Linked DNA regions of Mus musculus: regions 1, 2, 3, 5 and 6 are each linked to region 4. A link is a loop called in an ENCODE intact Hi-C map of the cell type or tissue named here. Cell type or tissue: heart. All regions are shown on one strand. Region 1 holds the start of Washc4 (WASH complex subunit 4). Region 2 holds the start of Txnrd1 (thioredoxin reductase 1). Region 3 holds the start of Hcfc2 (host cell factor C2). Region 4 holds the start of Nfyb (nuclear transcription factor-Y beta). Region 5 holds the start of Tdg (thymine DNA glycosylase). Region 6 overlaps Glt8d2 (glycosyltransferase 8 domain containing 2).

The links. Peaks named below come from ENCODE experiments on the same cell type or tissue, not always from the same donor. Only the 100,000 strongest peaks of a DNase experiment are listed, where the experiment ranks them.
Region 1: a loop joins it to region 4, with 2.5 times the contacts of the local background. A loop is called at or near these places in 3 of 42 quality-filtered maps.
Region 2: it touches region 4 in a loop (5-fold over the local background); 14 of 42 quality-filtered maps call a loop at or near these places.
Region 3: it touches region 4 in a loop (4-fold over the local background); 7 of 42 quality-filtered maps call a loop at or near these places.
Region 5: it touches region 4 in a loop (3-fold over the local background); 2 of 42 quality-filtered maps call a loop at or near these places.
Region 6: a loop joins it to region 4, with 5 times the contacts of the local background. A loop is called at or near these places in 6 of 42 quality-filtered maps.

The regions. Positions count from the first base shown.
Region 1 is chr10:83,541,916-83,545,915 of GRCm38, reverse strand. It overlaps Washc4 (WASH complex subunit 4), which reads right to left and starts at 1,975. Exons shown (of 33, transcript NM_001033375.2): 1 at 1,814-1,975. The coding sequence starts at 1,874. In heart, CTCF peaks have their summits at 1,500 and 1,701; a DNase peak (open chromatin) is centred at 1,965; H3K4me3 peaks cover 1,758 bases; H3K27ac peaks cover 1,438 bases.
Region 2 is chr10:82,857,747-82,861,746 of GRCm38, reverse strand. It overlaps Txnrd1 (thioredoxin reductase 1), which reads right to left and starts at 2,541. Exons shown (of 15, transcript NM_001042513.1): 1 at 2,447-2,541; 2 at 1,117-1,223. It overlaps Gm38560 (predicted gene, 38560), which reads left to right and starts at 2,739. Exons shown (of 4, transcript NR_156010.1): 1 at 2,739-2,790. In heart, CTCF peaks have their summits at 1,218 and 1,977; DNase peaks (open chromatin) are centred at 1,216, 2,006 and 2,636; H3K4me3 peaks cover 3,368 bases; H3K27ac peaks cover 3,653 bases.
Region 3 is chr10:82,697,022-82,701,021 of GRCm38, reverse strand. It overlaps Hcfc2 (host cell factor C2), which reads right to left and starts at 1,908. Exons shown (of 14, transcript NM_001368720.1): 1 at 1,716-1,908; 2 at 1-103. The coding sequence starts at 1,878. In heart, a CTCF peak has its summit at 1,734; DNase peaks (open chromatin) are centred at 1,901 and 3,491; H3K4me3 peaks cover 2,141 bases; H3K27ac peaks cover 1,768 bases.
Region 4 is chr10:82,762,072-82,766,071 of GRCm38, reverse strand. Nfyb (nuclear transcription factor-Y beta) reads left to right here and starts at 1,931. Exons shown (of 8, transcript NM_010914.2): 1 at 1,931-2,068. It also overlaps a transcript of Hcfc2 not described here. In heart, no CTCF peak of the experiment used is centred here; a DNase peak (open chromatin) is centred at 1,991; H3K4me3 peaks cover 2,764 bases; H3K27ac peaks cover 2,507 bases.
Region 5 is chr10:82,627,334-82,631,333 of GRCm38, reverse strand. Tdg (thymine DNA glycosylase) reads right to left here and starts at 1,496. Exons shown (of 10, transcript NM_172552.4): 1 at 1,296-1,496. The coding sequence starts at 1,318. In heart, no CTCF peak of the experiment used is centred here; a DNase peak (open chromatin) is centred at 1,533; H3K4me3 peaks cover 2,465 bases; H3K27ac peaks cover 2,101 bases.
Region 6 is chr10:82,665,094-82,669,093 of GRCm38, reverse strand. The region is part of intron 3 of Glt8d2 (glycosyltransferase 8 domain containing 2); the gene reads left to right. Among named protein-coding and RNA genes, the nearest start is that of Glt8d2, 24 kb to the left of the region's middle. In heart, a CTCF peak has its summit at 2,450 (motif pointing left); a DNase peak (open chromatin) is centred at 2,453; H3K4me3 peaks cover 698 bases; H3K27ac peaks cover 515 bases.

The DNA.
Region 1 (4,000 bases), 780 kb before region 4:
TTCCAATTCATTTCTTTTACTGATGTGTATAACTTTACTCAATCTTTGTCTTCTAAAAAAAAAATGCTTTTTCCTTCAAATTTGAAGTTTGGAGCTGTCATGAAATAAACTATGTTCTGACTCACACTGCATGAAATATAGACTAGACATCTGTCCTTTATTTTGAACTGAGTTTGTGAATCAGGGGCATCAATTCAGTTCACTAAGACGCCTGTCTCATTACAGCACTCACTTAGATAATTTTGGAAAACAATTAGTCTAGATATGATTCACAGCCCCAAAATTAATGAAAGCCAGGCACAGAGAGACCTCTTACCTACTGCTAACAACCCCGTGTTAATGTCTTACTCTATTACATGGGAAATGACCAAAGCATCCTTTGACCAGCAAATGGGTTCTTAAAGACTGTACTTGAAAGACATGCTAAGAGATCACCTGGTTAGACCTGGGTAAACGACAGCAACACTAAATTCCTTGCCAGTAAGATAACAAGTAGCTATGAACTCATAAAAGTTCTTAAAGTACAAGAAGAGACTAAGAACCAGTGGCCCTCTGTGCATAACATACTCCCCCTCCCAACAAACTGCATTTCTTGTAGTTTTCCTACTACTTTTTAAAGTTAGTAAACAACATTATGAGTTTCACCATGGCATTTTCATACATACATGGTTTTTATATTGTGTCCTCACCCACGTCCTGTTTCCACTCCTTTCCCCAGTCCTGAGCATCTAAAAAACTGATTATGTCTAAATAACTGATCATTCATTCCACTTAAAGCTGAAACCCAGTATACCTTCATTCCAACTTTGGTTAGATTAAACTAAAGTAGGGACCTCAGCGCACAATGGGGGGGGGGGGGGGGAGGAGAAGGGGTGGTTACTATCCTTCCATCTAGATTTTTCTTTATGCTGACTAAGACCAATATCTTAAGATCTGCCCAGCACCCTGAACATAGTTCAACTAGATGTAAAGGCAAAACACAGTTACATAGGAATCTGTACATGGTCTAGTATCTCTGTAAAATAATTCATAATGCAGCTGTACTTTATTTTTAAAGGCATTCCTACTTTTGGGAAAGGTATGCATTTAAAAATTTCTTGGGCAACTCGCCCCAATATATCTTCTATCACACAGAAAAAACAAACAAACAAACAAACAAACAAATCAACCTCCAGAGTGTCTCTAATTAGTTTGGGTTGTCCATTTATGCTGAAACAAACTATGAGGCTTTTGGGGTTGGAAGTGATTTTAAACATAAACTTGGACTTGACGTCATGAGGCAACTGCGAAGCAGATCTGATTTTTTAAAAAGTTAAAATAGATTTAAAAACCTTTTCAGCTATTTAAAAATCAATAAAGGGCCGAGAAGGAATAAGATATTCCTATGTTGGTTGATTTTTTTTTTAAGGCCAGAAAGAGCTGTTTTTAGCTGTCTCTGTGGTTCTAAGAACGTGAATCCAAACTTCAAAAGTTGGCTTGAGAAGCAAAGAAAAACAGGAAACCGAAACGGGAACCCAGACTCTTCTAGAACTGAAGGCTGAGCATCTGGGGCAAACCCTGGGACGGGATGGACAACCCGGGAGGATGGCCTCGCGCGGGGCTCCCCAGCGATGGCACCGCTGGCCCGTCACCGATTCCGGGAGGGACGCAGGGTGCGAGTGCACGGCCAGACGCGACCACACGGTCACGCAGAGCGCCCCAGTCCCACCCAGCGGGAGGGTCCCGAGAGGGCGGCTGCGCAGCGCGGCGCCGCACCGCGCCGCCCTCCGTCCGCAGCGCCGCCCGGCCCGCCTCGCCCGATGCCGGGGCTTACTCTGAGAGCCGTCGTCCACGCGGTCGAAGTCCCAGTCGGGCGACAGAGTGTCCACGGCCATCGCCGCGGAACCTCCCACAGACACAGCCCCGAGCAGCCACAGCCGCGACGCGGGCCTCACCCCAGCCGCTGTCACGGCACGTGACTTCCGGCTTCGGCCCCGCCCCCGCACGCCAGAGCCAGTGGACTCTCGGCCCTGCGGACCGCGGGAGCCGCTGGGAAAGCGAGTCGACCGCCTGCTCCCGGCGCGGCCGCCATAGTGATGGCTGCCGTTGGCATCCTGCATCCTTTCCTGGTCTCGCTGCCGTTCACGACTGTTCTCAGGGCACATTCCGTTCCTCGAGGCTCTTTTTTTTTTATATCCTAGGGGATTACTCCCTCAGTCTAACCTGGAAAGAATGGAAATAACCGGGTGGGGCCCAACGCAAGACCCGGTCCTTCACCTGGACACTGCCCGAGCCCTTGGACCAAGATGCCTGTCTCACCAGCTCCCTTTCTGTCTTTACCCTCGCGATTCCTTGATCCCCTTGCACTTCCTGTGCAGATTATTTGTTGAGAAAAGACCTGTGTGTGTAAAAAAGTAATGACTTTAAGAACGCCACCAAGCAATCTCACTACTGGGTTTGCTTTACATAGATCACTATTCTTTCTTTCCTTGCTTTTAAGAAGGTGGGGTGGGAACTGTGTTACCCTGAGTTCTACATCTATCCTAACGTTTACACAAAACGCTTTCTATCAGGGCAGTTTTTAGTATGTACTTCTACGAAGCAGTCTAAATAGCATCAAAAAAAAAATCATAATGTAAAATTTAAGACATCCATACTCTGAACTCCTAGAAAGCTACAAAATGAAATAGGTCTCAAATGGCATTAAAGAAAAAAAAGAAAAAAAAAAAAAGGAGAGGAGTCGATTTTAGAACAATGCATATTTGCTGTAACATCTACAATCGACGTAAACGTTTATTTATGCTCATGTGTTTGCAAATGCATAGGAAGAATTCAAATCTCATTAAAGAAGACTGGATTACTTGAAAACGGGTAGGTGCTCATTAATACAAAGTGGCTCTTAAATTTTTCTTGTGTCTATTAGCTGAGTCTTTTTCAAGCAGAGTTTTAAAGTTATTTGCATTATATAAAGTACCACAAATCAATATAGAATGTTCTCTTGAAGAGCATGTTCTGAGATGCTAAGGTTTGGGCTTGGTTTTATTTTGAGACAAGATCTCATTATCGTAGCTGAGAGTCCCTGCTGCTCCTGGGCCTGTGACAAGGCTATGGAGGGAAACCTCTACAGATCTGAGCCACAAATGAACATCTTTACTTTGTAAAGTGCTTTCCTAAGTGCTGGGAATACAGGCATGTGTCACCATGCCTGGCATTGCAAAGAAATTAGAAAATGCTTTTTTTTTCTAACAAAAGTGTTTGTTACAGTGACAGCTGACAAACACATGTGGACTTAGTGTGTCTCTGGCTTCAGGGTGGCCTATTGGAATTTTCAGTTTCTGTAGCATGCAGTTCTGGCAGCCTTCTTTAGGTTCCATATGGTAGCTGTTGGCAGCTTCGGGCCCACATTATCACAAGACTAAATCTAGCCCACGAGAGAAAAAGAGCACGCTGAACTGATAACTCGAACAAAAGTCCCAGAATCAAGTCTTGCCAGCAGTGATTAGCCTTTCTTTACTTGAGCACACTTTCCAGCCAATCTCAGAAACCCAAATATCAGGAGGGGTGGACCCATTGGCTTAGTGTAGGTCACGTGCTCCACGGATGCCCTGAGCTAAGAAGAAGCAACTCTCTAGAGATCACTTAGCCTGGAAGTGGAGGAGACAACGATACAGAAGCCAATGGCTGTCATCATAAAAGTGGCTTTATGTAGCAGAGGGAACAGCCATGATGGTGATTGCATCACTGATCCACTTGGTCATTAGCAAGCATCTCACAGTGACATCCTCCCAGGCTTTTGAGTTAGAAATTAATTATTATGGCAGGGTTTTTTTTAAAGTTTATTTCAAAATTCCTTTTGTAATATTTTATGACTTAGATGCTTACATTTAGAAATCTAAATAAAAGAAGTAATGCTTTATTAATAGCTAGCACGTATCTTGTGCTCATTGCATAATCTATAACAAGAGGGTTTTTGTTGTCGTGGCCCAGACTAACTTTGAACTCACTATGTAGCTTAGGCTGA
Region 2 (4,000 bases), 96 kb before region 4:
GAAGTACAGGTTACAAACGCCACTCATGGCCCCGAAACTAAAGTCAGAGAAACAGGACAACAAAGTTCATCCCAAAGCTTATAAAGGCTTTTTTTTTACTCCCACCCCACTGGTGTTAAAAATCATGGGGGGGGGGGTTAAGGTTATGGAGAAACTTCTCAATATACATTTACAACACAGGCAGAATCCCCACCCCCAAGACCTCGGCCAGGTCTTTGTTATTTAACTTGAAAACTGAAGGCCTAAGGGGAGCAAGTGCTTTAACTAAAGGAAAAGCCTTTTAGCTCCCTTAATTAGTTCCCACCCATTTGCTATTCACCTTTGAAATCTACTTCCAGTCCCTATATTCACTCTTCAAAGATGTTTCTGGTAGAAGACTAAATAAAAATACAAAGTAATTGTTAATGTTCTTCTTAGTGACACATACATCTAAGTGTTTTTACACCTAGCAGGCCTCAGGTTTACTAAGAAAGCAAATGTTCCTGTATCTTTTACTTCTGAAAAATCACAGAGGGGCTGGCGAGATGGCTCACTGAGGGAAGGTGCTTGCAAACAAGTGTGGCGACTGGGGTTTGATCCCCAGGATCCACATAGGGACGTTAAGAACCGACTCCACAATGTCCTCCGACTTCAACACACTGCCTGGTGTCTCATCATACATTTTTGCAATTCTGCAGGCTGTCACCCCTCCACCGACGGACCAGAAAATGATGACCAGCATACTTGCCACAGAAGGGTAGATCTAGGTTCTTTTATATCCACTCAACTCTGAGCTAGAGAAAGAAATGCCTGACGGGAAACAAATTCAACCCATGGGACTCGTGGTTGTTTCCCAGAGCCTGTGTTTCTTGGTACCCCATGCCTCTGAGAATTAAGAGGAAGGTGATAGGGCGGCCTGATGAGGAAGGGGTAAGTATTTCCTGACGCGTTTTTTTCTCAAGACTTCCCCATACTATTCACCCTGACGCTAAAGAATGTAAGAGGGAAAACCCGAGCAAAGGGAACAAAAGAAGAAATGGCTTGGCTTGGCTCCTCCCGGTTCAGAGATCTGAGCACGTGGGTCGCCAGCCTGCAGTGTCCCAGCGCCGGAGATCGGGGAACCTGCGCAGCTCCTACCTTCAGGGCTGGACCATGGCCGCCCTCCGCCGGTCGCACCTTCCGCTGGCTCGCCGCCTCCCGCGGCCTTTCCGCTCGCCCGCGCCGCTGCAAGGCCCCGCCGCCCTCTGTGGCACAAAGCAGAGCGGCAGTGAGCCTTCCTCCGGGCGGGGCTTCCGGGACGCCACGCGCCCTGGGTCACTCTCGCCAGTGGACTCCGACCCTTAAGCAGCCGGGCCAGCAAGACTCCAGGACCCCCAGAACTCAGAAAAGCTCTGCATGGCGGCTAAAAACACCAGCCTCGTAGCCACCTAACATTAACACTGCGTGGTCTGGTTTTTGATCGCTGCGCCGGGTGAATGCAACACCCAGGGCTTCCTGGAATCTGAAACCGCGGGCAAAACGAAGGTCCACAAAGACGCTATCCATCCGCTCTGGATGACATCAGAGGAGGATGGTCCTATTTCACAAAGTAATGAACTCGGAAAAGTCTGGAACTATTGAAAATGTAGCCCACAGCTAAATGAATGAATATGTGTGTGTGTGTGTGTGTGTGTGTGTGTGTGTGTGTGTGTGTAGTGTCAGTATGTCATATATACTGACACCAGCACTTAAAAGCATAGTTATTCAGTACTAGTACCAACAGTGAGATATATTTACAAAGTGCTATAGCATTATATATATATAAACATTTAGTCTTCACAATGTACTTTTAGATGTATTACCAAATTACCATGTCCATTTCATAGGTAAAGGAAACCGAGCTACATATTGTCAACCAACTTGGGCAAGTTCGAGCTGCCGGTCAACATTGGAGGCGAGACTCAATCCAGGCAGGATTGTCTCTGCTCTGTACTAGTCTGCACCGCCTCCTTCAGTTAGGGAAAGGCTGTGCTGTAGTCCCAGCTGCCCTGTTTAACTGCCTGGGTCAAGAAGGGCAAGCCACTAGGAAACATGCGATTGCCAATTCCAAGGAATTTCATGGGGCTTAGGAAGTGGAAACATTTGTAAAGGCATGAAACTCCTTAATGTTATCACGGATTTATATACTTACTCGTCACAGTGTTATATATACCTCAAGATCACTGCTCTACAAAGAATACCCACTTTCTCTGGTTGCCAGGCATCAGCAGACAAGGGCCAGACCCAAGTCCTCATATCCTGAAGCTTGTGACCCGGGCTGTCTTCTGCTTACCCTAGCTTGTTCCCAGCCTGCTCAGTCGCACATTAAACGATCCCCTCCCGGACATTTCCAAAGCACCACCCCGGAGCGATGCTCCCAGGCCCGCCAGCGACCGTCCCGGGCATCCCAGGTCCCCAGCGGTCAGCTCCACGCTGACACAGAGCTTACATGAACAAGGAAGGTGAAACCACCAGCTCTTCTCGCCCCGCGGTGTCGGCGTCCCGCACCTCCCGCGTGGACGCGAGGCCTGACGGAAGCAAACTGAGGATAAAGAGCTGCGGGTTCCTAGTGGCTCCGGGAAGCCACGCCCTGCTCTTAGTAGGCGGGCGAACTGCCCGTGTCAGAATGACAAAGCAAAAATCCAGTCCCCGCGCAGCCCCGGCAACCTGTCCCGGTTGTCCCCGCAAAGTGAGAGCTCCTAATTGGACCGTACAACATCCTCGCTGCTCGGAACCGCCCCCCGACCCAAAGGCCGCGGCTGCTATTCAAAGAATGTTGGGAACCAGAATCGAGTAAGAGTGTGGAGTGAGTAACCCGGGCTCAGCCCTAAGGCGCTGCTATCTACACAAGCTTGCGTTAGTCACATGAGGAATTTTAAAAATATTGACGCCCGGCACCCATACAGACGATCTGATGCCCCTGGCACTGGCTGTGACCCTGCCAAATAGTTGTTTTCTTAAAAAAAAAAAAAAAAAAAATCCAAAAGTTAATCTAATTGACTGCAAAGGCGGCAGTGACCTAAGGTAATGGATTAGTCAAGTCTGGTGATTCTCTTAAGGAAGTTCCCTGGTTTTTTAAAGCTATGCCTACTTCATCCTGAGTTACCCTGAGAAGAAATGACTAGTTCCCCTTACAATACTTCCTCCTCGTCCCAATCGGGCTTGGGGGTTCACCTTAAGGAAAACACTTGGCACACCACCACCAGCATCGACCAAAGAAGGCCTTGTCCTTTCATGCCTCCTGCCTCTAGGCTACTAAGAATGCTTGGTGAATGAATGAATGAATTGTCTGACCCACTATGGAAAAAAAAAAAAAAAAAAAACTAGGTGAGAAGGTTGCCAGCCTGAAGCCACGCCTTCTGAGAACTGGCCTCCCCACTTTCCTTCTAGGCTCTTCCAAGGTGACAGTAAGAAACTTGCATAAACGGACACACAGGCTGCCAGGCTGACCAGATACTTAGCCCACACTGCCCGCTGCTCATTTCTTGTGTGTGTACAAGCAGTGCTTGAACCGGAGCAGCCCCTGATACGCAAGTGTCAGGACTGGCTACAAAGTGTCTAGCTCCAAAGTGTTCAGGGCAAACGTAGTTAAGGACCAAGGGATGGCAAATCTGATTACCCCTGGCTCCCCAGCCAAGCTCTGTTTGCCGTATTTCAGGCACTGCACATTGGGACAGTCTGTAAAGGAAGGTCATGAACACCCCCTTCTTAAAAATACAGACAGTGCAACTTGTTTCAAGAGTACGACAGGGTAGAGAGAGGCTCTTCTATCACTAAGTTACAATAATGTACTAATGCTGTGATTATAGGATTCTAATAGCTTGACCCTGAAAGTGTCTTACATGGACTGGTCAGAGAGGGATCACAGTTGAGATGTTACTTTTTCTTTTTTTAAAGATTTATTTATTTTATGTATTTGAGTACACTGTCACTGTCTTCAGACATTACAGATGGTTGTGAGCCAACATGTGGTTACTGGGAATTGAACTCAGGACCTCTGGGA
Region 3 (4,000 bases), 65 kb after region 4:
CCCCCAAACACTAGGATTCTAGTCCCATCACAGACAAATCCATGGGCTGCACAGCCTGGAGGGATGTCTCCTCTAACAGCTGGTAGGAACCACTGGTTTGTAACTAGTTGAAAAATAAAATAAAATAAATTATAACAAGTTACCACACTCCATGAGTGATAAATATATTAGTCAAAGGATCTATACATATAATCAAAGAATATGTGTATATATACTTACATAATAATACATACATACATACATTCATGCATGCATATCCATCCTTTATTCCAACAGTTCTCAATTGGGGACTATTTTGCTCCCCCAAGAATACTGATTTTACAATGTCTAAAATCATATATAGTTGTCACAACTGGGATGGAGGTGTAACTACCAACCCATGGCTCGAGCCTGAGGATGCCAGCACGCATCTTACAACATACAAGGTAGTAGCCACAGCCAAAAATCACCAGTCCCAAAATGTAATAATGCTGCTGTTGAAAACCCAGATCTGGGGCAGGCACTGGTGGCACATGCCTTTAGTCCGAGTAAAGCACTTGGGAGGCCGAGGGGCTCATTGATCTCTGTGAGTTCGAGGCCCGTCTGGACTACAGAGCTAGTCTTAGGACAGCCAGGGCTACACAGAGAAACCTGTATTGAAAAAGGAAAAGAAAACCTGTTCTGCATCATTGTACTCTTAAAAAAAAATCCTGGTGTCACCCCCCATTAAAGAAGTGGAAAACCTGTGATTTAGAAAGACGTGGTAACTTTAATGCTGATTTAGAACAATTGCCAAAGCAAGATTCAAAACAGACCCAATTTCTTCTAAGCCCAGGGTATTTACACTATACCAAATCAAACATCTTCAAAACTTTTTCTGTTGGAGTACTGAGGAGAGTCAAAACTAACAAAATTTCTCCTACCGTTTTTAGCTTTTAGAGGACTACTGTGATCAAGTTGTTTCATCAAAGTTGTAGGTTGTGAACTAAAACGACACCAAATTCAGTATCTAGCCTTAACTAGTTTCCTATGATTGCTAGACTACTTGTAAGTGGAGAAAATATACTTTCAACCAGCACGGAGGTCAAGACCTGCCCCCTTAACAAGTGACACTTCGAGCTGTGCAGCGGTGCCTTAGCTATGACAGCCCCTTGGCGAGGACCAGCCCGGAAGGGCAGAGCACATACACTACAGACATCGGCTAATCAGAGACCAGTCCGCGTTCACCCACAACTCTCTCCGCCGCGAGTTTAGAGAACTGTCTTGCGGGCTTCCGCCCGGTACTAACTGTACCTACGCTGAAGAGGCAGCCAGGAGAACCTCCCCGCCCCTCAACTCTCTAGGTTCTAAGAAGGGGGCTGGGGGAAGGCAAAGACCACCGAGGCCCGCCTTGGGGTGGGTTTTGTTCTTGACACTGGCGGGATCTCCACCCCTTAAGTGACCGGCCCTAGGGTGGAGGCCCAGCCGTGGAACCCGCCGTCTCGGGTCCACGGGGAGGGATGGGCCGGGGTGTCTCGATGTCTACCGGTGGAGTCACGTCCAGCCCGCGGAACCGCGAGCACCGAGCCGCCTTCCAACACGTTGCGAGCTCGGGCTGCCGACCCAGCCGATCTTCCCCCGCCGCCTGCCCGGCTGGGGTAGCGGCGACCCGGCGGTGACAGCTGTCAGGCCCGCGTCCGCCGCTCCTCCCCTCCCCCTCCGCGGTCCCGAGGCGGGGTCGCCGAGCCGCCGCCTACCGGTATTGTAGACGTGCAGCTCGTCCGCGATGCCCTCGTTGCCCCCGCCGAAGATGATCATCAGCTCCCGGATGGCCACGGCTCGGTGTCCGTGCCGGGCGCGAGGCACCGGTCCGGTAAAGGAGGAAACCCGCCTCCAGTTGAGGAGGCTGGGAGCCGCCATCTTCCCAACCCCCGCCCCTCGGCCCACAATGCCCCGCGCGCCACGGGCTCCACGGCTCGTGGGGAGGACGAGCGCCGCCTCCAGCTGTGCGCGGGAGGCCCGGCACGTGACCCGCGGGCCCCGCCCCCCCAGCCCGTGGCGACGTGGCCCTCGGGGCTCCGCCAAGATGGAGCCCCTCCCGCCAACCCTGCCAACCCTCCTCTCTGTGGCTTTCAGTGGGGTGTTCGGGGAGGAGGTTACAGCTTTGTCCTTTAGGTCCACTTGGAGCATCTTCTGTGTAGGAGCGTCACGCCCTGGAAACTGTTATCACAGGCACTGGAGAAGAGCTGCCTGCCGTGTAGGTCCCAAGTGATGAGAGCACAGGGAGCGCCTAAGGCAAATCTGTCATCTCAAAGGAGGGTCTCCCAGACTGCAGGACAAGGACAGTGGACACGGTGGCTAAGTGCAGGGCCTGAGCACGGCTCAGATTTGGAGGTGACAAGCCTACACAGCAAAAGATAACCCCAAAGGTGATTTTCGGTTCATTTAGGTGTATTAGTTGTCTTGTTGCTGTGAAAAAATCCCCTGACAAAAACCTTTGAAGGACAGAAGGGTTTGTTTCCCCTCACTGAGAAGCCCATCATAATGAAGAGGCTTGGCTGGAAGTGGCTGGTGGAATTTCATCTGCAGAGAGCCACGGATGCTGGAACCGGGCTGCCTTATTATTTAGTCCAGGATGGCATCCCAGTTTATTTCTACCTTAATTTATTTCAACCTTACATCTATTCCCACCTTAATTAATCTGATCTAGATAACCTCATAGGCCTGCCCACGGGCTTGTCTCCTAAGTAAGTTTAGATAGTATCAAATCAGCAATATCGACCATCACAGCAGGTCATTATTTTCATGCGGAGGCTTCTTTTTATAGTGTTGTTAATATTCTTAGACAAAAAGACTAAGGGGGAAACCCTTAAAAGTTGCAAACTCAGTGTTAATTTGGAAAGAGTCTATTTTGTAGGCCTGCTATATCAAAGTGCCACAAGCCTTGTGCCTTGAAAGAGTTGAATGGCACTCAGGAGTAAGAGTTTGAGGCCAGCCTGGCCTACATGGTGAATAAACAGCCAGGGCTAAATGGAGAGACCCTGTATCAAAAAAACAAAAACAAAAACAAAAACAAAAACAAAACTGGGTTTGATTTCCAGCACCTACATAGCTGCTTACAATGGTCTGGAACCCTCTGTTCTGGGGGATCTACACCCTCTTCTGGCCACCACAGGTACCAGGTGGGTCTGTAGTTCATAGACATACCTGCTGGCAACGCACCTGTACTCATCAAAGAAAATCTTAAAAAAGAATAAACACATTAGAATTGTCTCACAGTTGGAGAGAAAGTCTGAACAGAACACCAATGTAGGTAACACGTGAAGGAAAGGTTGGACAGGGTAGAGAAGGAGGGTGAGCTGTACCCCTAAGAAACCAGCATTTAAAAGGTTATAACAGAAGGCAAAAGGGAACTGGGGACTTGTTCTATGGGTTTGGCTTTGAAAACCACTTCCACCTTTATGAACCTCCCTTTGCCTGTGGCTTCTTCTAAATATCAGTCCTCGCCAAGTTCCCTTTTGACCTCTTAGCTATTAGTGTTCCATTTCCTTTAGAAGCCACACAGAGTTCATGTAGGAGGAGGAAGTGTTGGATTTGCAAATTAGGAGGTTGCTATTGGCCTAGAGTTAAACACTTTAAGTGGAGGAGGAGAGGCTAGAGAGAGCCAAAGAATGAGTGGGGGAGGAGATGCAGAGAGCATAGTCTATTGTTCTTTGGAGTTGTTGCCATGGAAGCAAGAACCTGTGCCATTCTCAGGCTACACCTCGCACATAGTTGTCATTCAGTAAAATAATTTCTATAATCTTTATATATTACTACTGCTTCCAATCCTATTCCTTAGCTACAGGGCATTGAAGAGCCAGTTGTAGAGCAAGACACCAGTGCCCAAGTGTGGCAGACCTCTGAGAGCTATGGGCAAGGTCTCGGTTGAGGACTCTGGGGAAGACTAGCGGATGAGCTCAATAACAGATGGTCTAATCAGGCACTGTTCTCAAGATGAGAGAGGCAGACGTCTATTTACAGATCAGAGGGCTCTGGCCAT
Region 4 (4,000 bases):
ATAGATCTTGAGTTTAAGCCCAACTTGGACTATATAGTGAAACAGTTCAAAAAAAACCAAACAAACTGACCAAACAAAAATTTTAGAATATTAACCTTTTTAGGTCTTTATATGTATAAATTGCAATGAGCCATAGTAGTTAATATTATTTCTGTTATAAAGAAACTGGAGAGATGGCTCAGCGGTTAAAAGCACTGAATGCTCTTCCAGAGGTCCTGAGTTCAATTTCCAGCAACCACATGGTGGCTTATGACCATCTGTAATGGGATCTGATGCCCTCTTCTGGTGTGTCTGGAGACAGTGACAGTGCACTCATATACATAAAATAGATAAATCTTTAATTTTTTTTAAAAGGAAATAACAGAGTGGTAAATCTGGCTAGTAAGAAGGGGTCCTGGGCCCACAGGTGGTGGTGGTTCACTCCTTTAGTCCCAGCATTGGGGAGGCAGAGGTAGGCAGAACTGTGAGTTTGAGGCTAGCCTGGTCTACAGAGTGAAATCCAGGACAGCCAGGGCTACACAGAGACATCCTGCCTTGGAACAAACAAACAAACAAACAAACAAACAAAACCAAAACAAGAGAAGAAGGGAGAGGAAGAGGAGGGTGTCCTAGAATTTGGTAGATTCAGGTGGTGGTGCTCCTAACTCCTCTTGAAATAACCGAGAAAGACTCATTTGTTCTTGCTTCCTTATTTACCTGAGAAATATTTATTTATTCTAGACACAGCGGGATATCAATAAATAACATATTTCAATCTTTCTGTATACTTTATGCACATACTTATATGGAATATACACCCAAACACCTTTTTTTCTTTTTTTGAGATACAGTCCGATTATGTAGCCCAGGCTGGACGTGAACACACACACTAGGGAGCCCAAGATGGTCTGGAATTTCCAATCTTCCTGTTTGTGTCTCCCCAGTCATGGGTTTAAAAGGCATAAGCCACAACACCAGGGCCTTCTATAATTATTACTACTACAGTTTCTGTTTCTTCAGACAGGGTTTCTCTGTGTAGCCTTGGTGTACTGGAACTCACTCTGTAGACCAGGCTGGCCTTGAGATTTGCCTCCCTTGTCTTGGAATTAAAGGCGTGCACCTGCCTGACCCAGCCATACTATTATTTCTAAAGACAGGGTCTTAATGTATCTCTGGCTGACCTAGAACTTTCAGTCTTGCTTACTTATCCTTGTTAAGTCCTAGGACAATAATTTTCCATCTATCTGGGTGCAGGTATCCTGCAGTACTTTGCAGTGGCTGGCCATGCAGGACATTTTGGATCACCACCACAAGGGAGAATGGTAGCCAAGGGACATTTGATCCAGATTTCAGTGAGGCCGACAGGGAAGGCCTTAAATGCACAGAGGCCATGAGTTTTTGCAGCCCAGTGTTATCTGGTTGGGAAATGAGCACTTTAGGTAGTAAGCCAACTTGGTAGGGCAGACCTAACACCAGAACACAGCACCAGGGTACAGGGTGGAAGTCGGCTGGGACAGCCTACCTGTTAAACTTGGAGGAAGGGGATGGTGTGCTAAAATGAAAAACTAACATCTTTGTTCACTGTGACTTGAGAGGGAACGCTGTGTGCCTGAGGTGGCTTGGAGGGATACCTAGAAAACATTAGGTGCCTAAAGCATTCTGGAAAGTAGCTCAGGTGTAGATCCCCTCCGGGGCTGAACTCAGGCGGGCGAGACGCTGGTTAGTGGGGAAGGAGGAGCTGGAAGGAGAAAGAAGCCAGAGCAAGCCTTTCCGCGTGGAGCTCTGGATGAGAACGCCGGCCTCTCGGACGCCCTGAAGAGCGAACATCCAGAGCCCGCCCGCGCGCTTTTACGGACCGCGCGCCTTGCTCAGAGGCTCCGGGGCGGGGCCGGGGGCGGACCGGGGCGTGGCCTCGGGCGCGGGCGTCGCGGAGGGAGGGTGTCACGTAGAGGGAAGCGGCCCGCGGCGGAGGGAGGGGAGGCCGAGTCCTGGAAGTGGAGCTCCGCGCTGGGACTGGTTCCTTCGCAGCCATTTTCTGTCCAACCAAACAGCCGATTGGAGACGGGAGCCAACCAGGGCTGCATTGGAGGTTTGTGTCTCGCTTCGGCCAATGATCGCTCCTAAACCGACTCCACTTTAGCTCGAATGAAATGTCCGTCTCCTCCCGGCGCCGTCCCCGCCGCCAACGCCGCGGCGGTCGGGGGCACTCGCAGTCCGCAGTCTTCGGGCGGGCCGGGCCTCCGGGCGAGGCCGCTGTGCTTCGGGCCGGGCCGGGCCGGGCCGGGCGCGGGGCGGCGGGCGCTTTGTGCGCGGGGCCGCGAGCCGCGGTCGGGCTGGGCCGGGCGGCTGCGGGGCTCTCGCGGCGGCAGCCCCGGGCCGGCTCCATTTTGTCCGGGGAGCCGGCGGGCGGGGAACGCTGCGCCCCGGAGCGGCCGCTTTGTCTCCCGCATCCCGCCGGCGGCGGGCGTTGGGCACGGGCGGCGGGGGGATGCGCTCCGCGGGGCCGCCCGGGCACCTGCGAGCCGAGGCGGCGGGTCCCTGCGAGGAACGAGCGGCCTGGCGGGCCCCCGGCCCGCTCCGCGCCTACAGCATGCAGCCATCTGGCGCCTGGCTCGCCCCGGACTTGCCCCGAAGGTGGGAAGGGAGCCTTGGAGGTTGCACGGAGGTTTCAGTCACCCGTGCTGGGGGGGCGGGAGGGTCTGCGAGAACAAAGAATTTACGGAGCACCCGCAGATCCTTTCATGCCTAAAGTCTAGAAGAGGGCTGTTTGATGTAGACAAGGTTAGGTAGCAGACGACCTTTAAAAAAAATGGCATCCCGCTAATCTTCACAGACCCTAGTTTTTGTAGATGGTGCCACAAATCACCCGAGTGGCTTCAGCTCTCAGTAAGGAAACTAATCGGTAACAGAAAGTGATGGCTCAACTGGTCAGTAGTAGTGGCATTAATAAATAGGAGCTTTATGGATGAGATACTGAGAGTTTAACCAGAATTCCTTTAAAGGCAAATGATTCCTCCTCTGCACTGCTCTTTGTAGCTTAATTTAAGGATTCTATCGATGCAAAGCTGTGGTTGTCGATGCCAAAGAAAGGAGGTTGGAGGAAGGGAATCTGCTTTTCTTGGATACAGATTTGCATTTCTTCAAACACCAAGCAGATGTATGCATTCCCTTGAGCTATTACACAGATTATAACCTGCCCTGAAGAAAATGCTTTCCATATGAAGAGAGATATTCTTAATGGATTAAGTCTAAGTATATACTTAGCAACTATTTGGGTTGGTAAGGCTCTCCCCCGGTTCCCACTCTAAGCAAGATGCATACACATACCCAACCTTCAGTGTTTGAGTGTTCAAACACACCTTTTAAAGCTACAGGAACATTCTGGATCTAGAAAAGGGGCATATATGGGAAGGCAATATAGATTACTTGTAAGATTATAGCAATGTCAGGTAGTCTTTGCTGGCTGATTTTTAAAATTCAACAGCCCTGTTTTTTCCCTACTACACTTCATGCTTCGATGCGAGTCATGAACATGGAAAGGATGTTTGATTTGCACCTTTCCTCCCATTTATTTGTTTCCTTTCGGAAAAAAAAAGGGGGGGGGGAACCAACAAATAAGGTCCCAGTACTGTAATTGCTTACAGTGAGACCGAAGCGCTGTCTTGATGCAATTTCACTTCACACTGATAAAGGCCCCGTGGACTTGTTTGTTTGTTTGGTGTGCCCTCTTGCAAGGCTGTGTGTGTCTTTTCCAGCAGGACGTAAGATAATTTCAGTGCATTTTAGTCTGACATGTTTGTTTCCTTTTTCAGTTTAAAAATGTGTACATCTCCGAAACACTTTAAAAAAACAAATCCATCCTTAAAAATTCAAGTTTATGAGTAGGGCATTTCTATCCTTGGTGTGAATATTTTATGAAACTTAGATGTGTTGAGTTTTCAGTCTCTTGCATAACATATAATCTGATCCCTTATTTGGAGTATTGTGATGAATATTGACTAGTAAAGCAAATTCAGGGCTA
Region 5 (4,000 bases), 130 kb after region 4:
ACTAGTCAGAATTTCCAGTTCCTGCTGGGCCTGGGAGGAAAGGCCCATAACCCCAGCCATCTGAGAGGCTGAGGCATGAGGCTCATGAATTTAAGGTCCACCGGAGCTACAGAGTGAAGCCAAGGGTAGCCAAGGCAACACAGCAAGACCTTTCAAAATAACGAGTAAGAAGATGGCTGAGGGACATGACTCAGTGGTAAGCTTGCTTAGCACACTGGAGGCTCTGGGCTCAATCCCCAACCACACACTCCCAAATAATAATAAAAATCTGGGTTCATTTTTAAATCATTTCAGTAGTATGACATCAAGGTCTTACACACACACACTATTTAGTCTTGGGTTAGAGAGAGAGAGAGACAGACCACACACACGTACACACACATGTAATATTGTGCCTCTTTTTGTTAATGATTCACTATTGCATCCATTCAGCATGTATTTATGTAGACTCCAGTTCAACCTATCAGTTCTACAAACCCCTCTGAAAGTTGGGCCGGCATATTTCCCACTTTCACCAGCAGGTCCCTGGCACCCTGTAGTTGGTAAAGGCTTTAAGATAGGTCTACCTGTCCTGTGAGTAGAGGCCCTTCTGCAGTGTCCCTTGGATCTTTGAGTGGTAAACCAGACTTTCATTTCAACTCCCATGGACTGCCATCAGCCCCCGTCAATCTGCTCAAAGATGTACCATAATACAGCCGTCGAGTGGGAAGGCGGGCTGAAGACAGAATCTCTTGCCTAAGTTCAATGTCCATTTGCCACTTAGAGGCAAGCTAATTCTTCGCCAGGCAGGGCTAATACCTAAATCTCCATTCCTTTTACCTGCGAAGACCTTGCCATTTTGTTTTTCTTAGCTTTCTGCGAAGAGTCTAAATCCCCAAACCTATACTTTGTCAGGCCCGCCCTGACATCCCCATTACCACTAAGGGACAATTTTAAAGACCATCCCAGAATGAAAGACATCTACAGATTGACTTCTTAGCGTGTTATACACACTCCACAGCAATAGTATCTATCCCGCGAGGATGAGAAGGACCCCGCAGCAACCGCGGCCACAGGGTACCCGCTTCGCCTTTACAGTCCACGGTGACGGAGGGTGAAGAACCGCGCGGGCGGAGGCTGCGGCCGGGCACACACCACCTTTTAAAGCTCGCGGGTACGGGAGGCAGAGGACGTGCGCGGACCTGGGAGGGGGGGGGGACGTGTGGGGAGCGGGGAGGTCCCCACTGCGCACGCGCAAGCCGGCCTTTGTGCGGGCCGCGGCCCTGACCGACCCCAGCCGCGAGCGCCCGCGTTACCTGCGCGCGGCCTCTGCGTCCATGGCGGCGCCGCCGAGGGTACGGCCACTCCTGCCGAGCCCACGGGCGCCCGCTCTGCCGCTCAGCGCGCGGACTCACCACAGGATCGGGGCGGCCGGTGGATGGACGGCGCTGGCCTCGGCCCCTCCCACGCTGCTACATCACCGCGGCGAGTCCCCAGCGCACTTCCGTCCCCCTCCGAGGAGGCCGGCGGCCTCGCCATCACGTGATGCTGGCCAGGCCAATGGCGTGTCCTTTTCGGGGCGCCCCGACCGCCGCTTAGCCTTTCGGGAAACGTGGATCTCGGCGAGGATGGGGAGCGCCCGGCTGACGTCAGCTTTTGTGGGCTCTAAGTTTCCTTGAAGGTGTGGGTTAAGGGTGATGGCCTTTAGGATGTATTATGCGTGGTGGCAAATTCATGTCTTTTCACCTCAAATTTTGTGCGGATTAAAAGCTACCTGACTTGGGGCTCACAGAGCCTGAGCTACCAACCAGGGAGCTTTCAGGAGCTGGACCTAGACCCCTCTACACGTTTGTAGCAAATGTGAAGCTTGGTGTCCGTGTGAGTCCCCTACAAGTGGAACAGGGGCTGTCTAGGTCTCTGTTCCTTGCCAGTGGACCCAGCGCGGACTGGGGGAAGAGGACTGCGTGTTTCCTCAGTGGGAAAGGATGTGCCTACACTTGCTGAGATTAGATGTACCAGAGTCTTACCCAAGTGGGGCTTCCTCTTCTCTGAGAAGAGAAGGGGGCAGGATTTGTAAGCGTGGGACTGGGTGGGGGTGGGGCTGTGAACGGGACGTAAAGTTAATTAAATTAAAATGAAAACAACCACCCCCTCCCCCGCAACTATGTGTCTTGGCTGGGCGACCCAGCATTTGCATAGACAGTGGCAGGCAGAACTAAGTTCGAGGCTGGCCTGGTTTATAGAGCGAGTTTCAGGACAGGCAATACTACACAGAGAAACTCCGTCGTGAAAAACTAAAATGATAATTATAATAATGATAAATAAATATTGTGCCTTACACAAAACAACATTCTTTCTTTTCAATTGTCTTTCTTGTCAATTCCTGTGATGAGGAGTAGGGCTGATTGGAACTGGAAAACCTAAGATTGGAAGCCACCAATGTTTGGGCCTCAGTTTACTAATCTGTAAGGGGAAGCTCTTGGTAGATTACAAAGATTTCCATAAACAGTTGTCTACGTTGGAGATGGACAAACACTCGCCTAGATGCTAGATGCATCTCTGCTTTAGAACCTTAGACAGCAATCTCACCTCGATTTCTCGGAGGTTCTTTTGGTTTTTGAGATAATTACAAAACTGTGTACCCCTGACTTGGCTTAGAGCTTTGCAGCTGTAGTCCAGGCTGGCCTCAACCTGAGGCAAGTCTCCTGTTCACTCTCTTGCATACTGACTGGGATTACAGGGCATGTATCACCATACTTGACTTTCGGAGGTTCTAAGAGTTTGTTTGTTTTTTTTTTTTAGATTTATTTATTTATTTATTTATTTATGTGAGTACACTGTAGCTGTCTTCAGACACTCCAGAAGAGAGCAGTCAGATCTCATTACAGATGGTTGTGAGCCACTATGTGGTTGCTGGGATTTGAACTCAGGACCTTTGAAAGAGCAGTCAGTGTTCTTAACCGCTGAGCCATCTCTCCAGCCCCAAGAGTTTTCATTTAATTTCTTTTCAATGTCTGCTGTGGGTGTTTGGCCAGAGAGTTGTCTAACGGCGTCTAGCCCTCTCCGTGAATCCCAGAGTGATGACACCTAGGCTTTGAGGTAGCCTCTTGTCAGCGATTGTTATCTGAGATTTGAGGGGGTTGTTCCTTCAAAGGGTTTTACAGTATCAGTCCTTAGACGTACCTGGCAGACCAGGTAGTCTCCTGTGTCTGAGAATCTTGGGCAATGGCTCCTTCATAACCCCTAGATCATAGAAGAGGTTTGGGTATGCAGAAGTTAACTTGCTAAAAGTGCCTTTTATGTAACAATAAACAACACTTCTAGGGGGCTGGTGAGATGGCTCAGCAGTGTTTGGGAGTCCTGTGGAAAAGTGAGGGATAGAAGTGAGCAAGGACACCACAAGAAGACCTACAGAGTCAACTAACCTGGGCCCATGGGGGCTCACAGAGACTGAACCACCCACCAAAGAGCGTGCAGGGCTTGACCTACGCTTCCTACACATTTGTAGCAGATTGAAGCCTGGTCTTTATGTGAGCCCCCACCTGTTCTTGGATCCCCTTCCTCTAGCTGGACTGCCTGGTTGGGCTCAGTGAGAGAGGCTATGATTAGTCCTTCTATGACTTGATGTCCCAAGATGGGGTGGTAGCACTCACTTTGGGTATCACCTAAGTGAATGTTGTCAAGTGACTGTACTATGAGGAGAAGGGAGGGAGTAATGGGAGGGACTTGTGAGGGGAGGTTGACTGGGATGTAAAGCAAATAAATAAATAAATAATGGGGGCACTTCCAGGAAACTTGCCACCATTCAGTCCTTGAGAGGCTGATCACTCATCCCACCATGTCTCTCTTCCATTGTCCCGAGGAATCCAGAACACTGACATCTTCGAGTGTTAGGCTTCCCTGTTTCTTTAGGTTACGTGGCAGAAAATGGTGAGAAGCCCGACTGAATTAGATTGCCTGGTTTGTTTCACAAGAGGCGTTGGTTAAATTACAATGATCTCTCCCTTCTGTGATGTGAGCT
Region 6 (4,000 bases), 97 kb after region 4:
AACTAATAATAAAATAATTAAAATTAATAATATTTTCCTTAATTTTTAAATTAAATTTAATTTTTTGAAAGAATATTTTACACATTCCAGGCTGGCCTTGGACTTGCTATTTCTCTGATCATGGCCCTGAACTCTTGATCCTTCTGCCTCCATCTCTCAAGCACTAATTAGGCTTATAAGTTTGTGCCACAAAAGTCTGGTTCACATTTCTGTTTTTAAAGCCAAATGCCTGGCTAGAGAGGCGGCTCAGTGGTTAAGAACACTGGCTGCTTTTCCAGAGGACCTCGGCTCAATTCCCAGCAACCAGAAGGCAGCTCACAATTGTCTGTAAATTCAGTTCCAGGGGATCCAACATCCTCACATAGACATACATGTGGGCAAAACACCATTGCACATAAAATAAAAATAAGTAAATCATTAAAGCCAATACCTAGGACCTAGAAACACTAGTGAGTAAAATTGTCTCTGTTCTTACAAAGGCAGTGTTTTATCTGGTTACACATTAAATTATACATACATCATTTAAAATAATTTAAAACATGTGTGTCTGGAGGGAGCTGGAGAGATGGCTCAGTGGTTAAGAGCACTCACTGCTCTTCCAGAGGTCCTGAGTTAAACTCCCAGCAACCACATGGTGGCTCACAACCATCTATAATGGGATCTGATGCCCTCTTCTGGTGTGTCTGAAGAGAGGAACAGTGTGCTCACATACATAAAGTAAATGAATCTTTTTTTTAAAAAAGTGTCTGGGGCTGGAGAGATGGCTCAGTGGTTAAGAGCACTGACTGCTCTTCCAGAAGTCCTGAGTTCAGTTCCCAGCAACCACATGGTGGCTCACAACCATCTGTAAAGTGATATCAGATGCCCTCTTCTGTTATGTCTGAATGCAGCTACAATGTATTTATATACATAAAATAAATAATTCTTTAAAAAAAAATACAGAGTTGACAAGGAGAGATTCCTATATATGCTAAATGGAGAAACAAGTTACTGAAAAGTACGATTGAATTTTGGTTTTAAAATCCTGTATACCTGGGGGCTAGAGAGAAGGCTCAGTGGGTAAGAGTGCTCGCTCCGTGTCTTAGTTACCGTTCTATTGCTGTAAGGAGACATCATAAGCAGAGTACCTTTGGAGAAGAATCATTCAACTGAGGGTTTGTTTACCGTTTCAGAGGCTTAGTTCATGATCATCATGGTGGGCTCACACGGCAGGCAGCTTGGTACTGGAGCTGGAGCCGAGTGCTTACATTTTAGTCTCCTAATGGAGGCAGAGAGAGACTGTGCCTGGTGGAGCTGTGGTGCGCATGGGCGTTCCAATCCTCAAAACCTAGCCCCAGCGACACGCCTCCTCCAGTAAGGCTACACCATCTAATCCTTCCTAAACAGCTTGCCAACTGGAAACCAAACACTCAAATATACAAGCCTATGGGGCCATTCTCGTTCAAGACACCACACTCTGCAAGCACGAGAACCCAAGTTCGCCTCCCCAGCAGCCGTACAAAAAGCCAAATGTGGCTATGGGTACCTGTAACCCAAGTGTTGAAGGGGCAGAGACAGGTGGCGCTCAAGAGCTCTCTGCCCAACAAGTCTCGCCAAAATGGCAAGCCTTCAGTTCAGTGAGAGACCCTGCCCCAAAACAGTAACTTGGAGAGATGTAGAGGAAAACACTGGACACTCCGCTCTGGCCTGTGCATGCATGTAGGAATACATAAACTCTCATGTTCACACACACAAAATAGTTAAGCAAAAATAGTTAAGCTTTCCTAGATCCTTTTCTGTTTTGGCTGGAAGTTTCCCACAAAAATCTTTATTTGTTTTTATTATTTAAATATCATTCATTTAGCCAGACATAGAGGTGCGAACTTTTAATCCTAGCACTCAGGAGTCAGAGACTGACAGATTTCTGTTCCAAGCTTTACCCATGCCTTTCCACTCTCTTATCTCCCTGTCTCTACAAACATCCAGGAGGGCTCTGGACTCTAGGGCCACTCCATGCCGCAGCTCAGCTCTTCACAGGAGATTTTCACCACGTACTTCCAGGGAGCCAGGCTCAGCGGAGTGACTCAACAAGCTCACAGTCTGATGGAAAACCAGGCACAAAAATAGGCTCTGCAGTTGCAGAAACAGGGATAACTGACGAAGGCATCTATTCTGGTGCCAGTCCTTAGGACAGAAGCAGTGGATAGAGACAAGTACTCTGCCGCCTTTGCCCTCGTGGTGCTCCCCAATAGGAATGGACAAATGAACAGTGTAGCTAACGAACCCAGCCACAGCAGGCACCCAGAACCCTGTACGTGTTGGGAAGTTGTCGCAAACTTCCTGCGCGGTGGATGTCAGTACGCAGCTGGGATGGATGGATACGTGAGAGTTAACCACGAAGAGCAGAGAGTGATTCCAGACAGCAGGAGCAGCATGTGTAAAGGCAGATAAGAGAGCGTGCGCCACCTGGTGTTGAGGAAATCACGAGGAGTTTGGTATTGCTGAATACCACCACTCACTGTGGGTGATCCGCACAGCCAAGCCTGTATGTCAGTTAGATCAACTCACGTGGCCGCATGGTGACAGCTTGCCTCTAGAGGAACAATCCGTAAACAAGTTGGGTTTTGTTTTGCTTTTTAAAAGGGCGTGCAGTGAACTCACAACTTGAAAAGTGGGAGCAAGACGATCAGAAACTCAAGGCTGGCCTGGGCTGCATGAGATGCTGTGCCCAAAACACTATTTTCTTTATAAAAAAATAATTCGTGGTCACTTAGTGAATTTGAAAAAAAAAAAAAGAAACGCAAACAAAATTAAAATCACTTATACTTTCCTTCCTTCCTTTCTTTCTTTCTTTTTTTCTTTCTTCTTCTTTTTTAAAGGTTTATTTATATGAGTACACTGTCTCTGTCTTCGGACATACCAGAAGAGGGCATCAGACTCCATTACAGATGGTAGTGAGCCACCATGTGGTTGCTGGGAACTGAACTCAGAACCTCTGGGAGAGCAGTCAGTGTTCCTAACCGCTGAGCCATCTCTCTAGCCTTTATATTTTCACAAATAGACACAGATAAACTTGTGGCTATGTATGTGTCATATTGGACTCAAATACCAGAAAGCATGTATGTATGTTTGTATGTATGTATGTATGTATGTATTCTGCAGGGCCTCACTATGCAGCCCTGGCTGGCCTGGAACTCATTTATTCAGCCCAAGCTGGCCTCAAACTCCAGAGGTCTACTTACTTCTGCCTCCACATGTACCCAGCACACCCAGCTAAGAATTTTATATTATTCCCCTTCAAAGTATATTATGAGATTCTCTCAAGTAAGGAACTAGATCATGAAAAACAATTTCTAGTAGGAGAAACAGAAGTAGATAGAAAAAAAAACCCAAAAAGAAATAGAGAGGCCATTTACAAAATATACCTAGTAATGTGTTTCAGTAAGTGTTTATTGAACATAAACATATCAGCTATAGCTACCTTGGACTTAAGTGAGAGAAGTATTATAAAACTGTCTGCAAAAAGAGGTCAAACATAATAAAAATCAGGTATCCATAGCCTGGTTACTATTCTTCACAATGTAGGTTGCATTCTGGTGCTGAAATATCACTTGGTAGTGACAGTGGTTTTGTCTGTTCTGATGCTAAAGGATGGTCAGTTATTTGATGTAAGCACTGGTCACGCCCTTTCGTTAGTTCCTTCTCTTGCTGTTAACATTTGGGCAACTTGACTAAGGAATGGAGAGCAACAGAAAAACCATAGCAGTACAGCAGACAAGTTCTGACTTGGGGAGTTAAGAGCTGCTGGGCCTGTGAGGCTCTGCCCTTTCTTGTGTGTTTGCCCTGTATGTGTGTGATGCTGTGGACTGGCTTCTGAACAAGAGTCCTGAAATAATAGGGACGCAGACGTTCACCCTGTCTTCCCATAAGAACCTGATCCGAGGATCCCACAGCCCTTCAGATCAATATCACGCGCACACTACGGTTCTGATGTTCTTGGTATCATCACTCTAAGAAGGCT